Linked DNA regions of Homo sapiens: region 2 is linked to region 1. A link is a contact called in ENCODE Hi-C or POLR2A ChIA-PET data. All regions are on one chromosome and are shown on one strand. Each heading gives the region's core, a stretch centred on a gene start or an enhancer-like site at or near the end of the contact. The rest is flanking DNA. Distances are from core to core; before and after follow the strand shown.

Evidence for each region. Hi-C counts contacts between places; a loop is a spot of excess contacts on that map. ChIA-PET counts read pairs that join two places held with the same protein, here RNA polymerase II (POLR2A). Pooled maps may share reads with other maps.
Region 2: a loop to region 1 is called in a pooled map, with 5 times the contacts of the local background. The contact joins the promoter of NUDT17 here to the promoter of LINC01719 in region 1. A Hi-C loop is called at or near these places in 6 of 50 pooled maps. POLR2A ChIA-PET finds 5 or more read pairs at or near these places in 20 of 52 experiments (CD4-positive, alpha-beta T cell, GM10248, H1 and 15 more).

The regions. Positions count from the first base shown.
Region 1 is chr1:146,050,358-146,057,563 of GRCh38, forward strand. LINC01719 (long intergenic non-protein coding RNA 1719) reads left to right here and starts at 2,239. Exons shown (of 3, transcript NR_125968.1): 1 at 2,239-2,591. RNVU1-6 (RNA, variant U1 small nuclear 6) reads right to left here and starts at 1,887; the gene lies at 1,724-1,887. RefSeq lists enhancers at 1,097-1,825, 1,826-2,557 and a silencer at 1,737-1,976.
Region 2 is chr1:145,840,497-145,847,766 of GRCh38, forward strand. It overlaps NUDT17 (nudix hydrolase 17), which reads left to right and starts at 5,134. Exons shown (of 8, transcript NM_001012758.3): 1 at 5,134-5,336; 2 at 5,517-5,700; 3 at 5,937-5,962; 4 at 6,102-6,194; 5 at 6,754-6,852; 6 at 7,087-7,223. The coding sequence starts at 5,145. It overlaps POLR3C (RNA polymerase III subunit C), which reads left to right. Exons shown (of 15, transcript NM_006468.8): 14 at 426-575; 15 at 1,843-3,906. The coding sequence ends at 1,924. RefSeq lists enhancers at 4,208-4,337, 5,118-5,487, 5,538-5,797.

The sequences.
Region 1 (7,206 bases), core at 989-3,488:
GGAGTGAACATCATTCAAAGACAAAGACTTTATCCTGTTGGGGAAAGGGTTGGCATATTTTCACTGAATGAGAAAAAGTATGATTTTCATATTGTCTTTATTTGAACCTTAAGTATGATTTTACAAGGAGGAAAAAGGAGGAGGAAGAAGCAAAAGAAGAGGAAGAGGAGGAAAAAAAGAAGAGGAGGAAGATGTACATTGATGCCACTTTGAGAAGAAGTGGACTGTGGTGGATTTGTAATGTATCAGTTTTGCCAAGCTGAATGCACATTTCCCAGATTTGCCATCTTTAGATAGCTCTAGGTTAGCCTGGGCAACAGGAGACACTTGGAAGATAGAATTCGAGTGGCTGTTACACTCTTTTGTATACTGGGAAGGGCGTTGTTACAGCTCAGGCATGATCTTCAGCTTCCCTGACCCTTGGACTGGTGGGTGTTTTGCTTCTTGATCTAACATTAAGGTTAGAAGTTGCAGGATTCCAGCAGGGTTTTGTCACATCCAATCTGGTTTAAGTTCTCATATTATTAGGAAAGCTTTAGGGTGCTTCAGGAAAACGCTTTTTAAAAAATCAAATTTGGAAAATATCAAATGGAATTATAGGCAATAAGCATAACCCAGTGGAACCATGAATCAAACCCTCTAGAGCAGGGTTGTCTAAATTTTGGCTTCCTTGGGCCACACTGGAAAAAAAAAAAAGACACTTGTCTTGGGCCAAACATAATATACACTAATCGCAATTGAACTGTACCTGTAAAGCTTGTAAACAAAATGTGTCTGTAAAGTCTGTAAACAGGCCAGGTGCGGTGGCTCAGGCCTGTAATCCCAACATTTTGGGAGGCCGCGAGGCAGGCGGAAAACTTGAGGTCAGGAGTTCAAGACCAGGGTGGCCAACATGGTGAAACCCTGTCACTCTTTTTTTTTTTTTTTTTTTTTGAGACGGAGTCTCACTCTGTCGCCCAGGCTGGAGTGCAGTGGTGCGATCTCAGCTCACTGCAACCTCTGCCTCCCGGGTTCAAGCGATTCTCTTGCCTCAGCCTCCTGAGTAGCTGGGACTACAGGCACGTGCCACCACACCCGGCTAATTTTTTTTTTTTGTATTTTTATTAGAGATGGGGTTTCACTGTGTTAGCCAGGATGGTCTTGACCTCCTGACCTCATGATCCACCCGCTTCCGCCTCCCAAAGTGCTGGGATTACAGGCGCGAGCCAGTGCGCCCGGCCCGGTGAAACCATGTCTCTACTAAAAATTCAAAAAATTAGCCGGACCTAATTTTTTGGTTGCCTGAGCCTGTAATGCCAGTTACTCGGGAGGCTGAGTATTCTCTGGTTGAGGAAGGAGAATAGCTTGAACGCAGGAGGCAAAGGTTGCAGTAAGGCGAGATCGCGCCATACACTCCAGCGGACTGTTTGCTGTTAATCCCATAGGGAAAAGAAAAGCTTAGTTTTATTTCTATAGAACAACAACAAAAAAAGATAAGAGATTAGTAGAGACGGGTTCACTATATTTGCCCACACACGCCTGAGGTCGAGCGATATTAACATAAACATAACCTATCGACGTACCTCATAGATTGCTGGGATTACAAACGTGAGAACCACGATGTCCCAAATTTTTAGTTTCAGTGAAGTTACAGATGGGAACAAAGACCTGATTCTCAGCTTACGCTGACGCCCAGTATGCGTTTCTGCAGCAAACAAAACCTATTTTTAAAACGACAAAAATACAGGGGAAAGCGCGAATGCAGTCTACCACTGCCACAAATTATACAGTCAAGTTTCCCACATTTGGGGAAACTGCAGGGGTCAGCAGATCCGGAGTGCAATGGATAAGACTCGCTCTGGAAAAACCACCTTCGTGACCAGGGTATCTCTCCTGCCAGGTAAGTATGAGTTATTGCACCTCCGCCCCGCCGGCAGCCTCACACGCTTCACCCTTTACACGCACGGTCACTTGCCCCGCGCACACCCCCCTCCCCCCCAGCCCTCCTAGCCCTGACACACAGCTGGGACTCTCAGGTCCGACCAGCGGTCCTGAACCCGCTCCCACGGCACGGGAACTCCTTCGTGGCGAAGCAGCATGTGGCGAAGCAGCAGCCCCTGCGCTGGCTCATCTACATAGAAGTCGCCCTATCCGTGATGTCACCGACAGCGCCTTTCCCAGTCCCCGTCTGCCTTTCTGCCGCTCAGCCGACCAACCCGCTGCCGGAGCCGGCAAGGGGAAGTGACGTCTGCCTCTCCCTTTTTTCTCTCCTGCTTCCCTCATCTGTTCTCTTCCAAAGAAGCTGGTCCTTAGCCTGTATTGCGGAGCAAGCTTTCGGCGACCAGCTGGACCCTGGGCACCCTTCTTCGAACAATGGCTTTTAATTCTCAGACTAGAACGTTTAGGATTACAAAAGAAACTGGTTCTTTTCACATTCTTATTCTTGTGATGTAGCATTCCGCATATATATATATATATATATATATATATATATATATATGTATCCAACTATCCTAAAAGACACTACCCTTCATCATTCCATGCCATTAGACATGTATAGGACCATGCATGGTGATCTCCTCCAGACAAAAGTAAATGCTGGTGCAGAACAGGTAAGTGTACTATAATTTGAGTACATCAGCTTTTGGGCATTTTAAACCATGGGTCAGACAAGTTAGAGCAAGAGGGCAGGTTGATAGCAAGAGGGAGTGTTTTTCTTTTAATTTTCTTTTTTTTTGTTTTGAGACGGAGTCTCGCGCTCTTCGCTCAGGCTGGAGTGCAGTGGGGCTATCTCGGCTCACTGCAAGCTCCGCCTCCCGGGTTCACGCCATTCTCCTGCCTCAGCCTCCCCAGTAGCTGGGATTACAGGCACCTGCCACCACGTCCGGCTAATTTTTTGTATTTTTAGTAGAGATGGGGTTTCACTCTGTTAGCCAGGATGGTCTCGATCTCCTGACCTTGTGATCCGCCCACCTCGGCCTCCCAAAGTGCTGGGATTACAGGCGTGAGCCACCGCGCCCGGCTTCTTTTAATTTTCAAATAGCAAAGTGATGTTTGCCACTGTCATTTCAGAATGAGGTGACAATTTGTTGTTGTTTGGTTTTGTGGGGTTTTTTGTTTGTTTGTTTGTTTCTGAGACAAGGTCTCACTGTCGCCCAGGTTGGAGTACAGTGGCATGATCAGGGTTTACTTCTGCCTTGACCTCACGAATTCAAGCAAACCTCCTTACTAATCCTCCCAAGTAGCTGGGACTACAGGTGCATGACACCACACCCTGGGGTGTGAACTGGGATTTGATGTTTTCAGTTGGCTCCCTGATGGAATAGGTTCCCTTACTATTCTGGAATACAGATTGTCTTCATGATTATGATTCATAATCATAATGATTATGACAGCAGTCCCTGCTGTCAGGCAGGGACGTTTAAGTCTGCAGAAGCTGTCTGCTGCCTTTTATTCAGATATGCCCTGCCCCCAGAGGTGGAATCTAGAGGCAGTAGGCCTTGCTGAGCTGCAGTGGGCTCTACCCAGTTCGAGCTTCCCTACCACTTTATTTACACTGTGACCATAGAACCACATACTCAAGCCTCAGCAGTGGCAGAACCCCCTCCCCCTGCCATGCTCCAGTGTCACAGGTTGATCTCAGACTGCTGTGCTAGCAGCAGGCAAGGCTCCATGGGCATGGGACCTGCCGAGCCAGGCACAAGAGGGAATCTCCTGGTCTGTCGGTTGCAAAGACAGTGGAAAAAAGCACAGTATTTGGGCAGGGGTGTACTGCTTCTCGAGGTACAGTCACTCACAGCTTCCCTTGGCTAGGAAAAAGAAATCCCCCAACCCCTTGCACTTCCCGGGTGAGGCGACACCCCACCCTGCTTTGGCTCATCCTCCGTGGGCTGCATCCACTGTCCAACGAGTCCCAGTGAGATGAACCAGGTACCTCAGTTGGAAATGCAGAAATCACCTGTCTTCTGCGTCTATCTCACTTGAAGCTGTAGACCGGAGCTGTTCCTATTCAGCCATCTTGGAAGCAACCCTCTTTTTCTTTTTGTATTTTGGTAGAGACAGGGTTTCACCATATTGCCCAGGCTGGTTTCAAACTCCTGAGGTCAAGCCATTCTATAAAACAAACTTACATTTGTTTTATCTGAGTTCCTTCCTCAGGAAAGGACTCTCAGGCCTCTCAAAAAGCATCAGAGACCCGAAACTCAGCCAATCACAGCATCCAGACAATGAGATGCCAGTCCCCTCACTCATCACGAGTGCTTCCTCACCCCTCTCTAGTTCCTCTTTTCCCACACACAGTTAACTTTTCTTCTGCGCTATATAAACCCCTAACTTTAGTCAATCAGGGAGACAGATTTGAGACTCATCTCCTGTCTACTCAGCTGCAGCACCTGATTAAAGCCTTCTTCCTCAGCAATACTCAATGTCTCAATGATTGTCTTTCTGTGTGCTGAGAACACTGAAGCCCTGGGGTTTTGGTAAAAATACATGTACACTTTTAAAAACCGCAATTAATGGGTTGTGGTATATTGAGAAATTGGAGTGGCATCAACTTGGCCAATTCTGAGGAAACACACTGTGCTTAAGTGTGAGGGCCCTGCCTCCTGACCTCGACAGTTTATGGTTGATTTTGAGGCACAGCAGGGGAGTATGGCCTGGTTTGAGTGTTTTATAGAAATGTAAAACATGGCTGATTACTTTTTATTTTAAATCCAACAAATCTCCATTTCTGGTGAGAAAATCTTGCCAAAACCAACCAAACAAATGCGTAGAAGTATATGAAGAAGAAAATGAAAGATTCCCTGCCTCCCAATCCCACTTGCTTGGTGTCAGCCATTATTTATCACATGGAGGAAGGGGGCAAGACACACAGGAAGTCCCAAGTCCTGTTCTCACAATCATCTGGCCTCCCTGGGCAAAGGGAAAAGAGGGAAGGCAAAAAGAATATAACACTACTGTTTGCGGAAATTTCCCCTTGGTACAGGAAACTCTGGTAAACTGAGAGAGTATGTTTTCCAGAGGGAGGCCTCAAGGGCTCTTCTCTGGCCCTAAGCCCAAACTGGATTTTGCCTCATTTTCTGAGGTGCAAATGAAATGATAAAAGTTGATCAAAGGAGAGGGCAGAGAGAAAGAAAGAAAGAGGATGACTCCTCTCTCGCAGGTCCACCTTCCTTGGTGTTGCTTGAGGGATCAGAAGAAATGCCTTAACATAGGTGTGTGGGAACTATGGCTGCTAAGTATGAACTCAGTTACCTCCAGTTATAAGCTAGTGTGAGGTTCCATGGTGTAATGGTGAGCACTTTGGACTCTGAATACAGTGATCAGAGTTCAAGTCTCACTGGGACCTTTCTGTATAATTCCAGTGAGGTTCCTCTCTATTGCTCCATAAGCAGAATGGGGGAAATTGCCCAATCGTGGTCACAGACCCTCCATGCCACTGGCTGTGTGCAATTGGAGTCCCGGACCCAGCGACCAGCAAGACCCCTCCCCTCTCAGGGTGACCCTGGGCCTCCAGGTCACAGGTCTCCACTAAAAAGGCTGCCTCCCCTCAATCCTAGACCCCGAGTTTTCTTTTGTTCATGTCATTGGGCCATTGCCCTATGTCTCTTTGGAAGAAATGACCTATATGAAAAACTTTACTTCCAGGATTCCCTAATTCTTTCATCCCTTAGGACAGTGCAGTTTTTCATCTCCTGATCTTGGGTCCAGTACTAATGGCGCGTTTCATCTTGTTTTCATGGGATCCCCTCCAACCGGCTACCAGTGGATTCCTGTCCTTGGGGTCTCTGTGGATGACAACTAGATGCTGCTCTTGTCCCAAATCCTGACACCTCCCTCCAGGGAATTGCCTCCCTTCGCCTCCTAAATCAGCCAATATTTAGATTTGAGCCTGGAATCCCAGCATCTGTGGAGAACGGAGGTTCCTGATCCCTGGCCAGCCTCCCGCAGTGAAGGGGAGAGGAGCAGAGCAGCTGGGAGGGGCAAGTCCAGGGTCCTGGGCAACCCCCTTCTTCCTGCCCAGACTCTGCTCCAAGGAGAAGTTGCCTTAGGACCAGATCAGATGGAAACTCTTGTTCTCTTCTCATCAGCAGAAAAATTTAGGCAAGAGCTCTGGAGGACCTTCCTAGCTCATAAAAATGCTGTGGTCAAGTCTCTCCAGTTTTGGAAGTGTCCAAGGTTACCAAGTGTTTTGAGGGCTCACTTTGGAGCCTCTGAAAAGGAGGGGTCAGGGCCCATGGAAGGTACCTGAGGGATTCAGGAGAGAGAGGGGAAAGAGCAGACAGGAGGGAGGAGAGAAGGAGGGAGGGGGAGAAAGGGTGTGTGAGGGCCAGGAGCCAGGATTCACCCTGACAGTTCAGTGACTGCTCCCTGGCCCCAAAGTTCCCACTGTGGCACCTTCCAGCAGGTGGTTTCCATCTCTTATTGATGTCCTGAGAACTTGGCTCTACAGAACGGTCCCACTCTATTTGTCTGGCATGAGTCCTGCAAAGTTTCTTTTCATCGTTTGGGGGATGAGATGGGGGTATATAGGTTTGCAAGTGACTAGGAGCTAAGTCAGGACCTTGTGGAGCTGCTCAGAGTTAACTGTCAAGTAGCCTCCTTTCCCCCTTCCCTAGCAGGACGATTGCCTGCAAGACAGGGCCTGGAGGAGGCCAGGGAACCCAAGGCCACAGAAATGCCCAGGGATGAGTCCCAGCTGGAGATGCCTTGGCTAAGCTGACTGTGCACTTCCAGGGCTCACAGGGGTCTGGCCAGGAGACTGAGCAAGGGGACCAGGGAGGTTATGCAGAGGCTTCTGCACAGCAAGGCAGACATTCTTCTTGGAGCCCCCAACCCAAATCAGGTCTTCCACCTCCTCTTCCTAAAGACCCTTTACTGCTGTCGTTCTTTTACTGAACTACAAGTTTAGAGGACATGGATTTCAGTGCCCTCATCTGGCCAACCATCTTCAGCTGCCAATGGGCAAGGTAACCTCCCTCCCTGCCAAGACCTGACTCAGGACCTTTCCTTAAGGAGATGTCCTGTTCTTTCTTTCCCACCAGAACTGCCCTGGCCCAGACCCCATTTCTGTCTGGTGACCAGGACAGTCCCCTCACCAGTCTCCCAGGTTGGGGAGGGCAGATCCTCCTCAGCTCCCTGCCCCTGAGAGACCCCAACCGTCTTGTGTGGCTCCGGCCCACAGAGTGATATCCATGGCCCATATCTCTCAAAACTCTCCCCTCCCAC
Region 2 (7,270 bases), core at 3,884-6,383, 210 kb before region 1:
GCCACTGCACTCCAGCCTGGGCGACAAAGTGAGACTCCATCTCAAAAAAAAAAATTTTTTTTTTGAGAAGTAGGAACCAGTAGAGATAGCAACCAGTCTACTTGCATTGAATCATTGGCTTAGATTAGTGTAAATCATGCATTAGTCTACACTTTTCTAACATGCTCCCAGTGAAATAATTTTTCAGATTAAATTTGTGAGAAACGTACAAAAGCACCAAACTTTTAAGTGCAAATGAGAGGCAATAAGAATTTCAGGAGTGAAGTTATATTTCCAAATAAGTTTGTAGAAAATGTCCTTAGAAGGTGACATTATCTACTTTGATCAGGAAAATGGTAAAGGGTGGTGGGTAGTGCCTCAGACACACGTGGTAAGAGAATCTCCCAGGTTAGGGAAGATGTCTCAGAGTTGTGTTTGTTTGACAGGCGTCTACTAGAAAAATCTCAGAGGGTAGAAGCCATCATTGCATCTATGCAGGCTACTGGTGCAGAGGAAGCACAGTTACAAGAAATAGAGGAGATGATCACAGCTCCTGAACGTCAGCAGCTAGAGACCCTGAAACGTAATGTCAACAAGTAAGCATCATAAACTTCAGACCTGCATTTCAGAATACCATCCAGAAAATCCATTTTGACCTCCTGTAACCCTCCAGCTTAGCATGAGCAAACCTAAACTCACTGTCTCCTCCAGCTCACTTAACAGAATTTAATCCACCTATTTTTGTAAACTAGCAATTCTGAAGATGTTCTGAGCTTCTTCTCCATCACCATATACACTCTCTTGTTCATCAAGTACTGATAAATTTTTTTTAAGAGACGGGGTTTTGGCTGTGTTGCCCAGACTGGCCTTGAACTCGTAGGTTCAAACAGTCTTCCTGCCTCAGCCTCCCAAGTAGCTGGGACTACAGGCAAGTGCCACTGCGCTGGCTTAATTTTACTTGAGTCATGTGTCTCAAATCTGGCCTTTCATCTTGGTCCACACGCAGGCCTTCATCACCTCTTTCCTAGACCTTCACATTTCAGTGCACAATTTGTGCACCTCTTTCATTAAATTTATTTCTTAAGTATTTTTTTGGATACTAGTTTAGTGGTCGCTTATTTCAGTTTTAGATTGTTCATTGCTAGTGTTATACAAAAACAACCAACTTTGGTGTTGTGATTTTGTATCCCACAACTTTACTAAATTCATTTATTAATTCTAGTAGTTTTTTTGCAGATTCTTTGAGATTTTTTATAATAGGATTATGTCATCCATGAATAGAGAGAGTTTTACTTCTGTCTTTTCAATCTAGATGCCTTTACTTTTTTTTTTTCCTGCCCCATTACCCTGGCTAGAACCTCCAGTAAAAGGTTGAATAGAAGTACAAAAGCAGACATCTTTGTTTTGTTTCTGATCTTAGGAGAAAAGCTTTTAGTCTTTCACCATTAAGTATGATGTTAGCTGTGGGTTTTTCCTAGATGGCTTTTGTCAGGCTGAAGAAGCTTCCATTTCTTCCTAATCACCACTCACTTTAAGCTTCAGACACTCTTAGTTTCTTGCTATTTTAAAACACACTAGGTCCTTTTATACCTGTGCCTTTACGTTCGTTTTCCTGATTGCAAATGAAGACTACCTTCCCCCAGGACAGAGGCTCTGTATTTTGTATTCTTAGCAGTTTGCATGGTGTCTGGCACATAAAGATGCTCGGTAAATAGCAAAATGATCTACTGGTTCTCCTGCTTTCTTTCCATCCACTCTCAAGGGTAACCAAGCAGTTATCCATGGCCACACCCACCCTAACCTCTAATCTTAAATATGCTAATGAACATTCAGTCTAGGCAAATGCCTTTACTTTTCACTCAGGTTGGATGCCAGTGAGATCCAGGTGGACGAAACCATCTTCCTGCTGGAGTCTTACATTGAGTGCACCATGAAGAGACAGTGATCCAGAAGAAGCATCTTCCTCAGAAGATCTGGGGGGATGGAAAGCAAAATAAAGGAGGTGCCTGGATGCATTATTTGCAGTGGGATAAGTCGCAGAGTCTTCAACTAAACCCCCCTCTCTATCCCCTGCAGCCCAGGATACACCTGAAAGAATTTGGCATATTTAGATCCATTGCTGTAGTCTCCCCTCATCAAATCTTGGCAGTGGGAAGAACCTTAAATCAACAAGGTTAATCATCTATCAGATGCATCTGTTCCCATAAAGAAGTTACCCACACCTATGGTTACCTATATCCCTGGCAATAGGAAACTTCCTAAGAAGTTAATTTTATTTTCAGATGTCTATGCCTGTTCTTTATTTTGTTGAGATAGGTGATAGATAGATAGATAGATAGATAATTTGTTGTTGTTGAGACAGGATCTCACTCTGTCACTCAGGCTGGGGTGTAATAGCGCAATCACAGCTCCCTACAGCCTTGACCTCCTGAGCTCAAGCAGTCCTTCCACCTCAGCCTCTGGAGTAGCTGGGACTACAGGCATGCACCACACATACCCAGCTATTTTTTATTTATTTATTTATTTTTTTGTAGAGACAGGGCCTCCCTGTGTTGCCCAGGCTGATGAACTGTAATTTTTAACACACACAGTGTAGGGAATGTGAAAGACTATCACAGAGTAGAAGAAAAAATTATTTTCAGGGTTAGCAGGTGGATTGTCCCAAGCAGTCACACTAGAATCTGTGGACTGAAGCCACATTTGCCAGCTCCAGGCTTCTAACACATCTGAAACTGTGTATGTAGAACAGCTAGCTCAATGCCTGGCATATGGTAAGCACACAGTAAATTAGCGCCTTCCTCTTCTCCATGGTTCCTTAAAACTGGCAACGCTAAATTCTCTCTCTCAGTATCACGGATATAATTTGTCCCAGCAGCTTTAATTCATTTAAAGCAGTTAGATGTTTTATAATATCTTCAGTTTTCTCTCACCAATGTGTTTTCTAATTGTTTAAACACTTGAGTGTCAAACAATTGCCAGCCACCATACTAAACACAACATACAAGGATAGATAAATAAGACACCATCTCTGCCCTCAAGCCAGTCACCATCATTTACTAAGCACCTGTTTTGTGCTAAGTACTGGGGTAAGCCTTGGGGATATAAAGATTAATAAATTTTGAGCATACAGTCTAGTAGGAGGAGACAAATAAGTACATAAGTACCAGGAAGTATTAGGGGTGCTACAGTAGAAGAGTAAACACTATGTACAGAGAGGCCAGAAAGGGAAAAGGGTCAGGCAGGGAAGGGAACACAGAGAGTGACAATGTATAGTTTGAAAGATGAGGATGCTTTATTTGCAAACTATCTTAACAAGGGATTCGTAACCAGAATATATAAGGAGCTCAAACAATAGCAAAAAGAACAATCCAACTTAAAAATGGCCAAAAGATCTTAATAGGTAGTTTTCGAAAGAAGATACACAAATGGCCGACAGATACATCAAAAAATGTTCAACATCACTAATCAGAGAAATGGAAATCAAAATCAATGAGATAACATCTCACCCCAATTCATTACTTTTATCAAGAAGAAAGAATGAATGCTAGTGAGGATGTGGAAAAAGGAGAGCCCTGCCTGGTACACTGTTGGGAATGTAAATTGGTACAGCCACTGTGGAAGACTACAGAGGTTCCTCAAAAAACTAAAAACAGAACTATGCTCCAGCAGTTCCACTACTGGGTATATATATATCTCCAAAAGGAAAGAAATCAATGTATCAAAAAGATACCTGCACTCCCATGTTTATTGCAGCAGTATTCACGATAGCCAAAACATGGAATCAACCTAAGTGCCCATCAATAGATGAAAGGCTAAAGAAAATGTATTATTCAGCCATAAGAATGAATGAAATCCTGTCATTGGCAGCAACATGGATGGAATTGGAGGTCATTATGTTAAGTAAAATAAACCAAGCACAGAAACAAATATTGCATGTTCTGTCTCACATAGGAGCTAAAAAAGTGGATCTCAAGAAAATAAAGAATAGATTGGTAGTTACCAGAGGCTAGGAAGGATGGGGAGGATGAAGAGAGGTTGATTAGTGGGCACAGATAATACAGTTTGAAGAAGTAAGACTGGTGTTGGATAGATCAGGGTGGCATAGTTATTAATTTACTGTACATTTCAAAACAGCTAGAAGATAATTTTGATGGTGCCTAAATCCTGTAATCCCAACACACTGGGAGGATCAGTTGAAGCCAGGAGTTCAAGAACAGCCTGGGCAACAGTGAGATTTCATCGTTACAAAAAAATTTAAAAATTAGCCAGGTGTGGGTAGTGCACATCTGTAATCACAGCTACTCAGGAGGCTGAGACGGGAGAAGCGCTTGAACCAGGGAGGTGGAGGTTGCAGTGAGCTGAGATGGCGCCACTGCACTCCAGCCTGGGTGACAGAGCGAGACTCCGTCTCAAAAAAAAAAAAAGGCCGCGCGTGGTGGTGGGCGCCCTGTAATCCCAGCTACTACTTCGGAAGCTAAAGCACGAGAATCGCTTCAACCTGGGAGATGGAGGTTGCAGTGAGCTGGGATCACACCAGTGCACTCCTGTCTGGGCTGTAGAGTGAGACTCTCAAAACAAAACATCACTCTGGCAGCACTGTAGAGAATGAACTGGTAGGGGCAAGACTATTTGGAGACTTGCAATAATATTTCAGGCAAAATACGAGGAAGGCTTAAACTAGGGCAATGAATGAAGGCTGGAGAGAACATGGGTTTGAGGAAGTTTAAGGAGATAGCATCTGCATACTTGGTTGCCATTTGAGTGAAGTGAAAGGAGAAGTGGTATCGAAAATGTTATTTGGTGTGTTTCGCTTGGAGATAATTAATTCGAAGTGATGCCTGCTGTAACAGGTGTGCATAGTGCTGTAGAGGATGCTTACAGTTCAGCTTAGGGCTGGTTGGAAGTAACATGTGGGTCCTGAAGTCATTCGGTCTGGGGGTCATTGTCCTAAACAGAGAAGATAGGAAGGAATAGGAGCTGAGCATTTAGAGGTATTCTTCTTTGTGGTTTAATATTATACCCATGGGTCATCCTCAAAAGATGTGCCCTTATTTCCCCGGGGACTTTCGGAAACCCCGCTACGACCCCGCGGAACGTTCCGAGGGGAAGCTTCTCTAGGCCACCAGAGGGCGCCAGGCGGGCCGCAGCGACTCCAGAGTCGCGTTATGGCCGAGGTGCGGGTGCAGCTGCTCCTGTCCCGGCGTCCGGAGTCGGTGAGCTTCGCACGGAGTGTGTGTGGCCTCCTGGGAGCCGGACCAGGGCTCGGGACGTGGCCCATTCACTGCAGCTTGAAGCGAGGACGGCTTGTCCTCTCGAGCAGGCCCTTCCCAGGCGCCTCCGCTAGGCTTCCGCTCCAGGTCGGCAGAAGGGGGCCCCAGAGCGGGGGCAGTGAAGGGCCAAAGATGGGGACTGAAATCGGGTGGGAACTGGCGGCGAGGACCCCGCCCCCAACGCGCGGTGTAGCCCCATTTTTGGAAGTCACGCCCACCCAGTGCCGCCCTTCTGAAGCCTTAACCCAGCTGGCTTCCTTCTGCCAGCGACCCCCTTTCTGCCCTTTTGCGGCCCTGGAGGAGCGGCCCAGGGTCCCTGGGGCTGAGCTGCCCACAGATCGAGGTGTGGACCTGGGTGTGGCCGTCATTCTGCAGTCCAGCGACAAGACTGTCTTGCTAACCCGAAGGGCACGCACCCTGAGCGTTTCCCCCAACCTCTGGGTACCCCCGGGTGAGTATTCTGGGGACAAGGCCCCAAGTACAGAGAAGAAATTTGCCCTTTCCCCGCAACAATGTTTTTCCCAGTCTCAGAAGGATAAAGTGGGCCCCAAAATGTGGCATGTTCATAGTCACAAGGGACTGCAACTCCCTCTGTGTCCACTGGAGGGGAGAGGAGTGTCAACAGTGAGTGGGGGCTCCCTGGCCAAGACCACCACCATTCACCTACTGGCCCCACTGTTGTTGCAGGTGGGCACGTGGAACTTGAGGAGGAGGTAACCAGTCAGCTGATCCAACCTGAGCCAAGAGACCCATGCCTGGGACCATCTTGGGTGTGGGCTGAGGGAGAGGCAAGCAAAAGGACTTGGAAGAGTCAGGCACTGGCCCCTCTGATGTGTCTTCTCTGACTCCCAGCTGCTGGACGGAGGGCTTCGAGAACTTTGGGAGGAGAGTGGACTACACCTGCCCCAGGGCCAGTTCTCTTGGGTCCCTCTGGGTTTATGGGAGGTGAGACAAGTAGCTGGGAGAAGCTCCTCCATAGATCAGCCCCTACCTGCCTTGGCTACAAGGGAAACAATAGCACATAAGTGGGCTGGAATCCCCAAATCCATAACCCTCACCCATGTCCCTGCTGTGTCATCTGTACCATCCACGCCCTCAGCTTTTGGCCACCATTTTGTTTCACCCTAAAGCTGTATTAACAAAGTCTCAAAAAGTGACACAAAGGGCCGGGTGCGGTGGCTCACGCCTGTAATCCCAACACTTTGGGAGGCTGAGGTGGGCGGATCACCTGAGGTCAGAAGTTTGAGACCAGCCTGGACAACATGGCGAAACCCCGTCTCTACTAAAAATACAAAAATTTTAGCTGGGCGTGGCGGCAGGCGCCTGTAATCCCAGCTACTCTGGAGGCTGAGGCTGGAGAATTGCTTGAACCCAGGAGGCAGAGGTTGCAGTGAGCCAAGATCACGCCATTGCATGCCAGCCTGGGCGACAAGAGCGAAACTCCATCTTAAAAAAAAAAAAAAAGTGACGGAAAGTTCTCACTTTTGCTGTTTTCTTTTCCTAGTCTGCCTACCCTCCTAGGCTGAGCTGGGGTTTACCCAAATACCATCACATTGTTCTGTATCTACTCGTGATCTCCCAGGAATCACAGCAGCAGTTGCAGGTAGGGCTGGCAGTGAGGGAAGGAAACAGGGCTCAGGGGAGCCCAAGCAACCTGGTTCTGACTGTGATTAGGAGCTGGGCGGGGGTGGCGGGGGTAGTCAGAGATAACGAAGAATATGCAATGCCCTTTCCCCTTGCTCCTGCCTTTCTCCATGAAACCTGCGGGTAGGTTTTGATCACGAACAGGCAGCCCAGGGAGAGGCAATGACTGAGGGGTCACCATGTCTGACCCCAGGCCCGGATCCAACCAAACCCAAATGAGGTGAGCGCCCTTATGTGGCTGACACCAGATGTAGCTGCTGCAGTGGCTGCCGCAGAGGATGGGACAGAGACACCCGGACTTCTCCCCCAGGACCTACCACCCTCTGTCCTGTAAGTAAGAGCTTCTCCCTCAGCCTCTAATACACCAACATATTCAT